3 separate regions of the Homo sapiens genome follow, and all the other regions are linked to region 1. Evidence: chromatin contacts called from ENCODE Hi-C data. All regions are on one chromosome and are shown on one strand. The core of a region is the stretch at or near the end of the contact, and the rest is flanking DNA. Distances in the headings are between cores, read along the strand shown.

Region 1 (3,443 bases), core at 654-3,153:
TATATAACAGTTTTCAGTTAAGAGCTGGCTTGCCGGCAAATACCTTAATTAAAGATCTCATACAACTTCATCGTTTTCTCCCTTTTTAAGATGTGAAAAATAAAACAAGGAACCACAGCACTACTTAGTACCTAGGGACACAGTAAAAGTTCCTAGCAGGAAAAATGTCTCCCCGTTCTTGTGTCAATAAACAGATGGCACAATTTTGGAATTACAGAAATTAATGTAGCATATCTCCCAACACTTAAGTGAGAAAATACAATATCTCTGAAGTCTTTCTTGTAATTACAATCCTTCATTCACAAATTACTGTCTTATTACAACTTATTATAACAATAACATATATTACTCCTCTCAAAAAAAGCATTATCTATCCAAAAGCTGACTGATATGCAAAATATAGTAACAATAACAAATGTAAATTTCCATTTGTTATTAAAACTGTGGCATTCAAATTGTAAGCCACAAAAACTGCTGAATCTTACGCAGAAAAAGGATACCATTTTCACTTATGGAGAAGTTCCCTATTGTGGATTACAGTCTTCTCAATTATTACACTTTTGTTACTCAATGTGAAACACAAGCACACACACAAAAAAGGGGTCTTTCTTTCCTTTTTCTTATCCGTTTTCATTTCTTTCACACAAGGAGATGCTTTATACGTGTCATTGTTTTGTAGCCTAATTAGAGTTTTCCTATTCTATTATCTCAAACTTTTATCACAGCTTCTTACAACGGACTTCACGAAATTAAATTTTAAGGTTTAGATACTGTAAACGCTCGAGGAAAGACATTAGTATTCTCACTATTACATATTAAGGATTCTCTAGCTTGCAGTTAGGTGATTTTATAATACATGTAAATGCATATAATACACTTAAGGTGCATTATATACATGAAACGAAGTGTTCGTTTTATTTTATAAACTTTTTTTATTTTATAATACACGTAAATGCCTCGAGTGTATTATTATGTATTACATGAAATAAAGTGTTCACTTGAATTTTGCCTCCCTTCAGTCTATCTCTCTTCAGTCGAAAGAGATAAGTAGGCCTTTATTGTCCAAAAAAAAAAAAATTGTCCCAGCCTTTTCAAATGTCAGGTTAAACTGGCAGTCCTATGAATGCCACCTGCAACCTTACTAATGGAATAATTACTCAAAACGAGAAGCCCCCAAGAGTCCCGATCTCAAGTGGCTTCCTCCTATTATTCCCGCGAGGACCCCAGCGACAAGACTCGCCCAACCTGAGGCTCCTGGCTCTCTTTCCTCGTCCTGAGTCAGCCCTTCCCACTACTCATCCGGAGTAGACATCTTCCAACACCCGAACCTTCCAGACTTTCCCTCTTGCCCCCACAAACAAAAGCAACCCTCCTCCCTTGGGACACCCGGCTTCCCCTCTCTGCCGACCGGCCGCCCAGCCCACCTCGGCCCCAAGCACCCCTCCCCCATTTCACGCTCCGCCCGCGCTGACACGGAGCTGCCACCCCAACCCTTCTGTTTCGCACCTCTCTCCCGAGGGCTCCTCCTGGGCAGCCAGCAAACGCCCGCTCCTCGGCCCGCCCACCCAGCTGCCTGCAAACCCCGGGCCTGCCACTCCCTGTAGAGCCGCCGGGGCCCACCTCGAAGAGCTCGGCCGTGGTAGCCATCCCGGCCGGCTGAGAGGCTCGCCCCCCACTGGATGCCGTCTCCGCTTCACATGCTGCGCCTCAGAGGCGCGGCGCACAGGTCTCCGCTCGGCTCGCCAGCTCCGGCTCCGGGCCGCTGCGGGCTCCCCAGCTCCCCACAGATCCCAGGAGGGGCGGGAGAGCGGCCATGAAGCGAAGCCGCAAACGCTTGTCAGCTGCCTCCCGGCGCCGCCCGCGCTGCTCCCATTGTCACCGCCTCATACGCCGGAAGTGGAACTGCGCGCGCCAGGGAGGTTGTCGGGAGGGGCCGGCGAATAAAACGAGCGGCGAAAGAACCGAAAAAAGGCTCGACGCTACCGTGTATGAGGAACTTTGATCCTTGCGGGCCACCATTCCGGAAGTAGAATTTAGAGGAAGAAAATACCGGAGTTGCAGGGTATAGGTAAATTTCTCAAGGTTATAGGTTGGGGTTCTTAGAACTTTTTGTGGTGTGTGTTGGCCTAGAGCGACTCAGAAGCGTTAGTGACTTCACCTAAAAAAGCTAACCTCTCTGCTGAGCGCGACCGGTATGCGGCGCAGGATGAGCCTCAGGGCTTCTGTTAAGAGTCTGTCTGAGAAAGCCGGTCTGCGCTGTTCCTCGGTGGCGACCTTAATTATGAGATGAGCTAATGCTTTACTGACTTAACCATGGCGCAGCGGGCAGTGTGGCTCATAAGCCACGAACCGGGAACTCCACTTTGTGGCACCGTGAGATTCTCCAGGTAAATGCAAATCTGAATCCTCAGGGATGATGGATCAGAAGATCGATGAAGTAGCATAGTTTTGTGGTGCTTCGTGGCCCAGGTTTGCCACGAATAGCTGCGTGACCTTGGGCTAGCCAGTTAACAGACCTCTGTTTCGTCTGTTAAATGGAGATTTTAATAGTCCTACCTTACAGTGTTGTGAGAATTGAGTTGATGACTGGTACATATTATTTACGGTATATGTTTTCTATTAGTATTGTGTTTTAAAATGACCTCCGTCTGCTTAGAATTAAAATGGAGATGACTAAGGGAACGGTAGAAAATTTACTGAGCACTAAACATTTTCAGATTTTTCAACATGCATTGACAAAATCGTTCCAGAACATTTTAACTTATTCTACTGAAAAATCCATGCTAAGTTATATCAGACTTTTATTTTTTTGTTTTTATTTTTTTGAGACGGAGTCTCGCTCTGTTCCCCAGGCTAGAGTGCAGTGGTGCGATCTCCGCTCACTGCAAGCTCCGCCTCCCGGGTTCATGCCGTTCTCCTGCCTCAGCCTCCCGAGTAGCTGGGACTACAGGCACCCGCCACCACGCCCGGCTAATTTTTTGTATTTTTGGTAGAGAGGGGGTTTCACCGTGTTAGCCAGGATAGTCTTGATCTCCTGACCTCGTGATCCGCCCGCCTTGGCTCTCAAAGTGCTGGGATTACAGGCAGGAGCCACCGCGCCCCGCCCAGGCTTTTATTTTTATCTTGTTAATATGTGTCAATGGTAGAAATCATCAGTTTACAGTTCCTAATTGTTGAAGAAAATAGAAACACAAAAAAATGTATTCACTATTTCATATATTGTGTTAAGTTGATCTGGTCCCACTATTAGAATTTGCCCTGTGTAATCAAAATAGCTCTGTTAAGGGAATTGTACAGTAACTCATTGTAAAATGTTGGTGGCAATCGAGTGGGTCTATTTCACCTTTTATTCTCTGGCCATTGATAGTTCTTTTTTGTCACAATTCGTTCTTCCCTGAAGAAAGCTTATAGTGAAGTAGTACCATAGTAGAATTGAGATTGAG
Region 2 (3,443 bases), core at 1-2,500, 4.7 Mb before region 1:
GGGCAAAGCATATGACAAAGGCCAGCCTGGACAATATAGTGAAACCTCGTCTCTACCAAAAAAAAAAAAAAAATCAGCCGGGCATGGTGGCTCCAGTGCCTGTAGTCCCAGCTACTTGGGAGGCTGAGGTGGGAGGACTGCTTGTGCCCAGGAGGTGGAGGTTTGTAGTGAACTGTCACTACAGCCTGGGCGACAGAGCGAGACCCTGCATGAAAAAAAGGAAAAAAAAAAAAAAAAGCATAGGACAAAGGATGGTGAGGTAAGAAAAGCTGGGTCTTTGTTGCTCCAATAAACGTAGCAATGTCTTTCACAAGGATACTGAATTCGTAATGTGCTGTGTATTCTAAAGAAAACAAATTATTTCCTTTTAATTTTGCACTACTTGCTAATCTTATTTCCAAATAGGAAAAAAAAAAGTCAACAACTATGTGCCGGCCCAATATACGTTAGTCGATCTGATTATTCCTCGGTTCTTCACAGCAGTAACACAGCATGTATTTTCTCTCTCAGGCCCAGGAATAGCGCCACCATCTACCATACACAGGTCCAAGGCTTCGATACATGTGGAATTTAAACAGTACAGAATATTCTACTTCCTCTCCAGGCAATCATCATACTTACAAGTCTGTTTCTGCCTTTTTCCCAAAACTTAAGCCCAGAGCATCTTCCCAAATTCTACGTTTGAAAGAACCAGCTTCCCCCTGCTCACAGATCGCTTCAACATCCATCTGATACTACTACTACTCTTCCTTAAGAGACATTTCCCTTGGCCTTGGGAGGAAAGGGTCTTTCACTTAAGAGCTCCGATTCTCCCCGTCGCCCCTTTCCATCCCCTCGACCCACAAAGGGCTCCGGTGTTTCCCGCCGTTCATGCAGCGAAAAGAGAAAGCAAAATGCCCTCAGGAGGCTCCAGGTGAGGCCCTTCGGTGCCCCAGAGACGGGTGTCTTAAGTCAGACTCCGGAGCTGTGCAGTGCAGCCCTGGCTACAGAAAGCTGCTTCGTCTGAATCCCCGGGTCTGCAGGCAGAGCCCACAGCCTGAAGGGCCAGCGCTGTCACCTACCTGCCCGGGACCTGCGGGCGGGGACCTGGGCCGTTCCCGAGGCCGCGCGGCCAACAGTTCCCGCCGCCACGCGACGGAGGAGGAGGCAGAAGACGGGGCCGTGCCAGACTAGCCGGGTAGCCTGGAACCACTTCGCCAACCTGCAAAGGCGTAGCACTTCTCCCTCCCAGCCTGCAGCCGCCACCGACTCGGCGGAGTCGGCCTCCTGGGAAAAAACAACCTGCGAAGCTCCTCCTTCTCCTCGTGCTCCCTACGCGAGGCACTCTCTAACCAATGGGAAACGTGGTGGGCGGAGCGAGAGTGACAGACGATTACAGAGTCCTCCCGCCGGCGCGAACGGGCGGTGCAGTAGCAGGGCCAATCAGCAGCGTGGGTGGGAAGTACAGGGGCGGGAGAAAGTAGGGAAATTACGCGCCCAATCAGATCTCGGGGCCCTCGAGCGACGGGTCCTGCGGCCCGTGGCCTTCCGAGCGCGGCGCTCAGGGGGCGTGCCTGCCTGGGCCAATCGGCGCGAGCCCACAGTGCGGAGCGAGCGCCTCAAATGCTCGGGTTTCTCAGCTGATTGTCTCCAGCCGAGAGTTGTTTTTTGCAGCTACGGAGCCGAGCCGCAGCAGGAGGAGCCGAGACCCCCGGGGGGTGGGGGGAAAGAGGAGGCGGGGTCCGGGGGAGCCGCGGCTGCTTTGCGCTGGACTCCGGGTCCCGTCACGGCGCTTCCTGGGGTTAGAGGCTGGGGTGGGTGGGGGGTAAGGGGGCAGTCCTTCTCCCCTTCGACGGCGGCTCCGAGTCCAGCCCCTTCCTTCCCGCGCTCGCTCGCCCGGCCCCCAGCCCCCTCATGAGGGTGTCCGTGCCGGGTCCGGCGGCCGCTGCCGCCCCCGCAGCCGGCCGCGAGCCCTCCACGCCCGGCGGGGGCAGCGGAGGCGGAGGCGCCGTCGCTGCAGCCTCAGGCGCCGCGGTGCCGGGCTCCGTGCAGTTGGCGCTGAGCGTCCTGCACGCCCTGCTCTACGCCGCGCTGTTCGCCTTTGCCTACCTGCAGCTGTGGCGGCTGCTCCTGTACCGCGAGCGGCGGCTGAGTTACCAGAGCCTCTGCCTCTTCCTCTGTCTCCTGTGGGCAGCGCTCAGGACCACCCTCTTCTCCGCCGCCTTCTCGCTCAGCGGCTCCCTGCCCTTGCTCCGGCCGCCCGCTCACCTGCACTTCTTCCCCCACTGGCTGCTCTACTGCTTCCCCTCCTGTCTCCAGTTCTCCACGCTCTGTCTCCTCAACCTCTACCTGGCGGAGGTAAGGCGGGAGGGCCGGCATGCGGGGCCCGGGCGGGTGCGCGGGGCCGCCGGGATCAACTCCCGCTGAGGACCAGCGGGGGCGGGGGGTGGGCAGCGAGAGGCGGACTGGAAACCAGCCTGGGGAAACTGAGGCACACCTGGAGTGTGAGCCAGTGTTTTCGCCTTAAACTTAAGTGGCTGATTGGCTTGATTACTGAGGGGTTCGGGCTAGGGGGTGAGTGAGTGAGTGTGTGTGTCTGACAACTTAAAACAGCAACGGAACGAACCCTTTGTTCGGTGTTCTGGCCCTCCGAGGTAAGGCGTTGGTGGCACCAACAAAGTGGCATCGCAAGAAGTAGCAGCCCCGGTGGCTCTGCCGAAGCCGGACTGTGTTGAGGGAGGTTGGATGCTGAGGTAGCAGCAGCTCTGCTGAAGCTGGACTGCTGCCAGCCATTACGTCACCAGGCAGAGCTGTTCCTCTGCTATTGTTGCTGCGTTTCTTTTATTAGAAGCTTATATTCCCTCCTGCATCTCCTTTCCTGTGGCTCGATAAGCCTCACATAAATTTCGTTCGATAGTTCCCCAGCAGGGTTGATGATCAATAACCAATGCTGAGGATCAGGATAAGGACCTCCATAAAGCCCTTAATGTTTGCCCCAGTTGCTTCGTGCTTTAGCGGTTTATCCTACCTCCTATTAGCATAGTCTTTTTTGGAGCTAATTAAGAGAAAAAAATACTAGCTTAACCTGTGCCTATTGCAGAAACAAAACCACCAAACTGTTTTTGCAATAACTTGCTTAATATCTGGAACCTAATCACACCCCCTTTCTCTTTTATGGGGAATTGCTGGTTGGATTGCATTGTTCTGCAGCGCTTAGGTATTTGACCCATTTCAAACAGGTTTGGGAGTGTAAGGTTGTCAATCATGTGTGTCAGCTTGTGGTATTTAAGCCATAATATTTTAAGACTTTCCCCCAAAAAAGTCCTCCTTCCCACCAAAAGAAAAGCTTGAGGAGGGGAGGAAGCAAGGTGACATCATATGCTTAATACAGACTAATATAGAATAATATTGGCCTATGCAGCTAATCCTCTCAAAGGCTTTTTTGGAGGTGATGGAATTAATGT
Region 3 (3,443 bases), core at 591-3,090, 4.6 Mb before region 1:
GAACTCCTGGACTCAAGAGATCCTCCCACCTCAGCCTCCCAAAGTGCTGGGATTACAGGCTGGAGCCACCACACCCAGCCCAATTTACTATTTTTCAAGGTTGAGTCTGAAAAGAAACACAGATAGCCACTCTCGTTCTAAAAGAAAAAGAAAGGGGTTTAACAGAATTTTATGTTAGGGAAGTATTTGAATATGAGGGTATTGTGAAAGAGGAAAAGTTTAATCACTAGTTAGAAGAAAAAGAAAATAAATGCAAAGAATTTAAAGTTCTATTTTAAGCAGAACTCCAAAAAGGTTATTAAGGAAAAAAAAAGTAAAAGTTGAAGAGTTCAACATGTACTTTTATTCCAGTATCCAAATCTCCAGAATGTAGCTGAAAATGTTACATTGGACATCTTCTTTCCGTAAAGAATATTTTATTTTAAAGTCACTTATTTCTATCTTATTTTTTAAATGTTTAATCTCGGTGTTGCGTTATATTTCTAATCAGAAGAAAAATGACCCTTTTCCTTTTAAGTACTTGATTGTGTGTCCTTTGTAATGATTGAAGGTAAAGGACTTTTCAATGTCTCAGTTGTAAAGTAGCAATTTTCTTTCAACTTCCCTTAGTTTCCTAGATAACACTCACCTCAACTCCCAAATCACTCAGCAAAACAACAAAATCCAAGAATGTAAAGTAGTGAAAGAGAAACCTTTCATAATATTTAAATGCATCTTTCCTTTGACATGGTATCATGCCCCTAAACACATAAAATGGTATTTCTGATAATAAATTAATAGCAAAATCCACTTAGGAATAACATGGATGCCTAACCCTTAATTTTGTATAAAACGTAATTTTTATCAACAGAGTCAACCAAAAAGTGGCTTTGACAAGAGTAATCACATTGAAATACTAGATACTGAAGATAATGGAAAACTGTAAGTTTCTCTCAATTTTTTGCTCAAGAAACCACATCTCTTACAGAAGGAAATGATCATAATCCGCTTGTAATTAAACTTGTGCACTGAAGAATAAGGACCTTCCTCCCAATTCGTACCAGCTTAACGGGTGTCACGATAAGAGAATCTCATTACATTCGAGAAAAAGAGCACACAGGACCAGAAACCAGAGGGCAACTGCAGTCCCAAAGACATCAGGTAGTTGGGCTTACACACAGAAAAACCGCAAGCAGCCATTCTTCCGCCTAACATCGAAATCTGAGATCAGCCCACAAACGTCTTAGCCAGAAAGGCTGGCGAAATGCACGCAGCACAGGTACTGGGTACACAAGTTCCTGGTCAAGAGAGAAGTGAGAAAGATCCAGGTTCTGTGAAAATAGCAAATACTGGCAGGGCATTATACACTGTGCACACTCTCCCCGGGCAGATAAGACCAACAAAGATGCATAAACCCACTCAACCGCGTGCACCCAACCCCTCTCCTGGTCCGAGGCACCGGAGGGCGCGGCGACGTCCAGGCTGCCGTGGAGGCCCGGTCCACGCCAAGCCAGACTCAGTCCCGGCCACCGGGCAGCAGCACCGGAGTCTCATTCCCGGTGGGAAGAGATGCAAGGACGCACCCCCAGCCGCTCACCCGCCAGGGCGTGCGGGACAGTGCACGCCGCGGAGGGCGCCGGGACCCTCAGCACCAACGCGCACATCGCTCACCTGGCAGAAGCACCTCTGTGCCGCTGTCTCCGGGGGCTGCTCCTCTCCGTGGCCCGAGCTGAGCAGCCACACGGCGCCCAGGAGGCCAAACAAGAATCCCCAGCCGCGGCCCATTGCAGCTCCGGCAGCTTGTCGCCCCACGCTTGGGAGGCCAGTCCGCACGCTCGGTCGCGGGCCGTGCGCCCTCAGATGAAGCCCGTGCGGGCCGGCCCCAGCGGCGCCCCACCTCCGGGCCGCCTCCCAGGCCCGCCTCGGCCCTCCTGCCTCTCAGCGATCGCCACCTCGCGACCCAGCCTGTGGACGTGCCGCGGCGCCCGCGCCGGCAGCCCGGGGCCTCGGACCGGTTCCTTCCCGCCGCGTGAGGCTGACGCACCGACCAGCTTCCCGGCTCGGCCCCGCCCGGTCCGCTGCGCCCGCGCCCGTCCCCGCCCCCGGCTCCCTGACGCCCCCGGCCTGGAGACGCAACCCGACGCGCACAACCCCAGACCCTGCGCGGGAGTCGGGGGTCCTTCCAGTTCCCAGAGCGAGAGCGAAAGCCGGAGGGGCCTGTGTTTTCCTGCGGGGTTGGGGGGCGGGGGGTGCCCGCCCCGCGCCGCCCCGCCCAGCCCCAGCCCGCTCACTCCCGGCCAATCCTTCCGTATCTCAATGCGAGACAATCAAATCGTACGAATTACGTGTCCACCGTGTTCCCGGCGGAGTCTTAAAGCTGAAAGGGATATTAGAGAGCATCTAGACCAGGGCAGCATATGTCATTTATATTTTTAGTAGCCACAGCAAAAGAGTAAAAATAACAGGTACATTTTATTTTTAAAATATTTTTATTTAACCCCGAATGTGCAAAATATTATTTCAAAATATAACCAACATTAAATTTATTCATAAGATATTTGACTTTTTTTGTCTTTGAAATCCAGTGTGTATTCGATGCGAACTAGACCCATTTCATAGTCAAATGTGGCTGGCTAGTGCCCACTGTATTAGACAGCGAGGGTGGAAGCCACCCGCTCATATCATAGGAAGAAACAGGCCTAGAGAAGTGAGGTAAGGTGAGCAAGGATTGGAGGTCCTCTGATACCCAGTCCTGGTCTTTTAACATTCAGAGTTGGGACTAGTCTATCCGCTTTTTTTTTTTCCAGACAGGGTCTCCCTGGGTCACCCAGGCTGGCCTGCAATGATGCGATCGCAGCTCACTGCAACCTCGAACTCCTGGGCTCAAGCGATCCTCCCACCTAAGCCTCCTGAGTAGCATGAACTACAGGCGTGCGCCACCACGCCTGGCTAATTTTATTTTTAGTAGAAACGAGGTTTCACCATGTTGCCCAGGCTGGTCTCAAACTCCTCAAGAGCGATTCTCCCGCCTCAGCCTCCCAAAGTGCTGGGATTACTTTTTTTTTTTTTTTCGAGGCGGAGTCTCGCTCTGTCGCCCAGGCTGGAGTGCAGTGGCGTCATCTTGGCTTACTGCAATCTCTGCCTCCCAGGTTCAAGAGATTCTCCTGCCTGAGCTTCCCCAGTAGCTGGGATTACAGGCGTAAGCCACCACACACTCGGCTAATTTTTGTATTTTCAGTAGAGAAGGGGTTTTGCCATGTTGGCCAGGCTGGTCTCTAGCTCTGAGCTCAGGTGACCCACCCATCTCAGCCTCCCAAAGTGCTAGAATTGCAGACATGAGCCACCGCACCTGGCCTTACTTTTTGTTTTTTGTTTGTTTGTTTGTTTGTTGTTTTAAGAAGACTTTTTTTTGAGACACTCTCACTTCCTCACCCAGGCTGGAGTGCAGTGGCGCAATCTCGGGT

The links. A loop is a pair of places that touch in the nucleus more often than their neighbours do. Pooled maps may share reads with other maps.
Region 2: a map of naive thymus-derived CD4-positive, alpha-beta T cell shows a loop between it and region 1 (24-fold over the local background). The contact joins the promoter of TXNDC16 here to the promoter of EXOC5 in region 1. A Hi-C loop is called at or near these places in 1 of 168 maps with a recorded cell type or tissue (naive thymus-derived CD4-positive, alpha-beta T cell), 1 of 37 single-sample maps with no recorded cell type and 9 of 50 pooled maps.
Region 3: a loop to region 1 is called in a pooled map, with 6 times the contacts of the local background. The contact joins the promoter of ERO1A here to the promoter of EXOC5 in region 1. A Hi-C loop is called at or near these places in 7 of 50 pooled maps.

What each region holds. Positions count from the first base shown.
Region 1 is chr14:57,267,002-57,270,444 of GRCh38, forward strand. It overlaps EXOC5 (exocyst complex component 5), which reads right to left and starts at 1,904. Exons shown (of 18, transcript NM_006544.4): 1 at 1,621-1,904. The coding sequence starts at 1,647. AP5M1 (adaptor related protein complex 5 subunit mu 1) reads left to right here and starts at 1,970. Exons shown (of 8, transcript NM_018229.4): 1 at 1,970-2,387. The coding sequence starts at 2,314. RefSeq lists a silencer at 1,335-1,394 and enhancers at 1,704-2,287, 1,935-2,134.
Region 2 is chr14:52,551,255-52,554,697 of GRCh38, forward strand. TXNDC16 (thioredoxin domain containing 16) reads right to left here and starts at 1,251. Exons shown (of 21, transcript NM_020784.3): 1 at 1,062-1,251. It overlaps GPR137C (G protein-coupled receptor 137C), which reads left to right and starts at 1,582. Exons shown (of 7, transcript NM_001099652.2): 1 at 1,582-2,337. The coding sequence starts at 1,894. RefSeq lists silencers at 1,772-1,841, 1,852-2,051.
Region 3 is chr14:52,693,718-52,697,160 of GRCh38, forward strand. It overlaps ERO1A (endoplasmic reticulum oxidoreductase 1 alpha), which reads right to left and starts at 1,841. Exons shown (of 16, transcript NM_014584.3): 1 at 1,651-1,841. The coding sequence starts at 1,764. RefSeq lists enhancers at 1,366-1,867, 1,473-1,522 and a silencer at 1,773-2,312.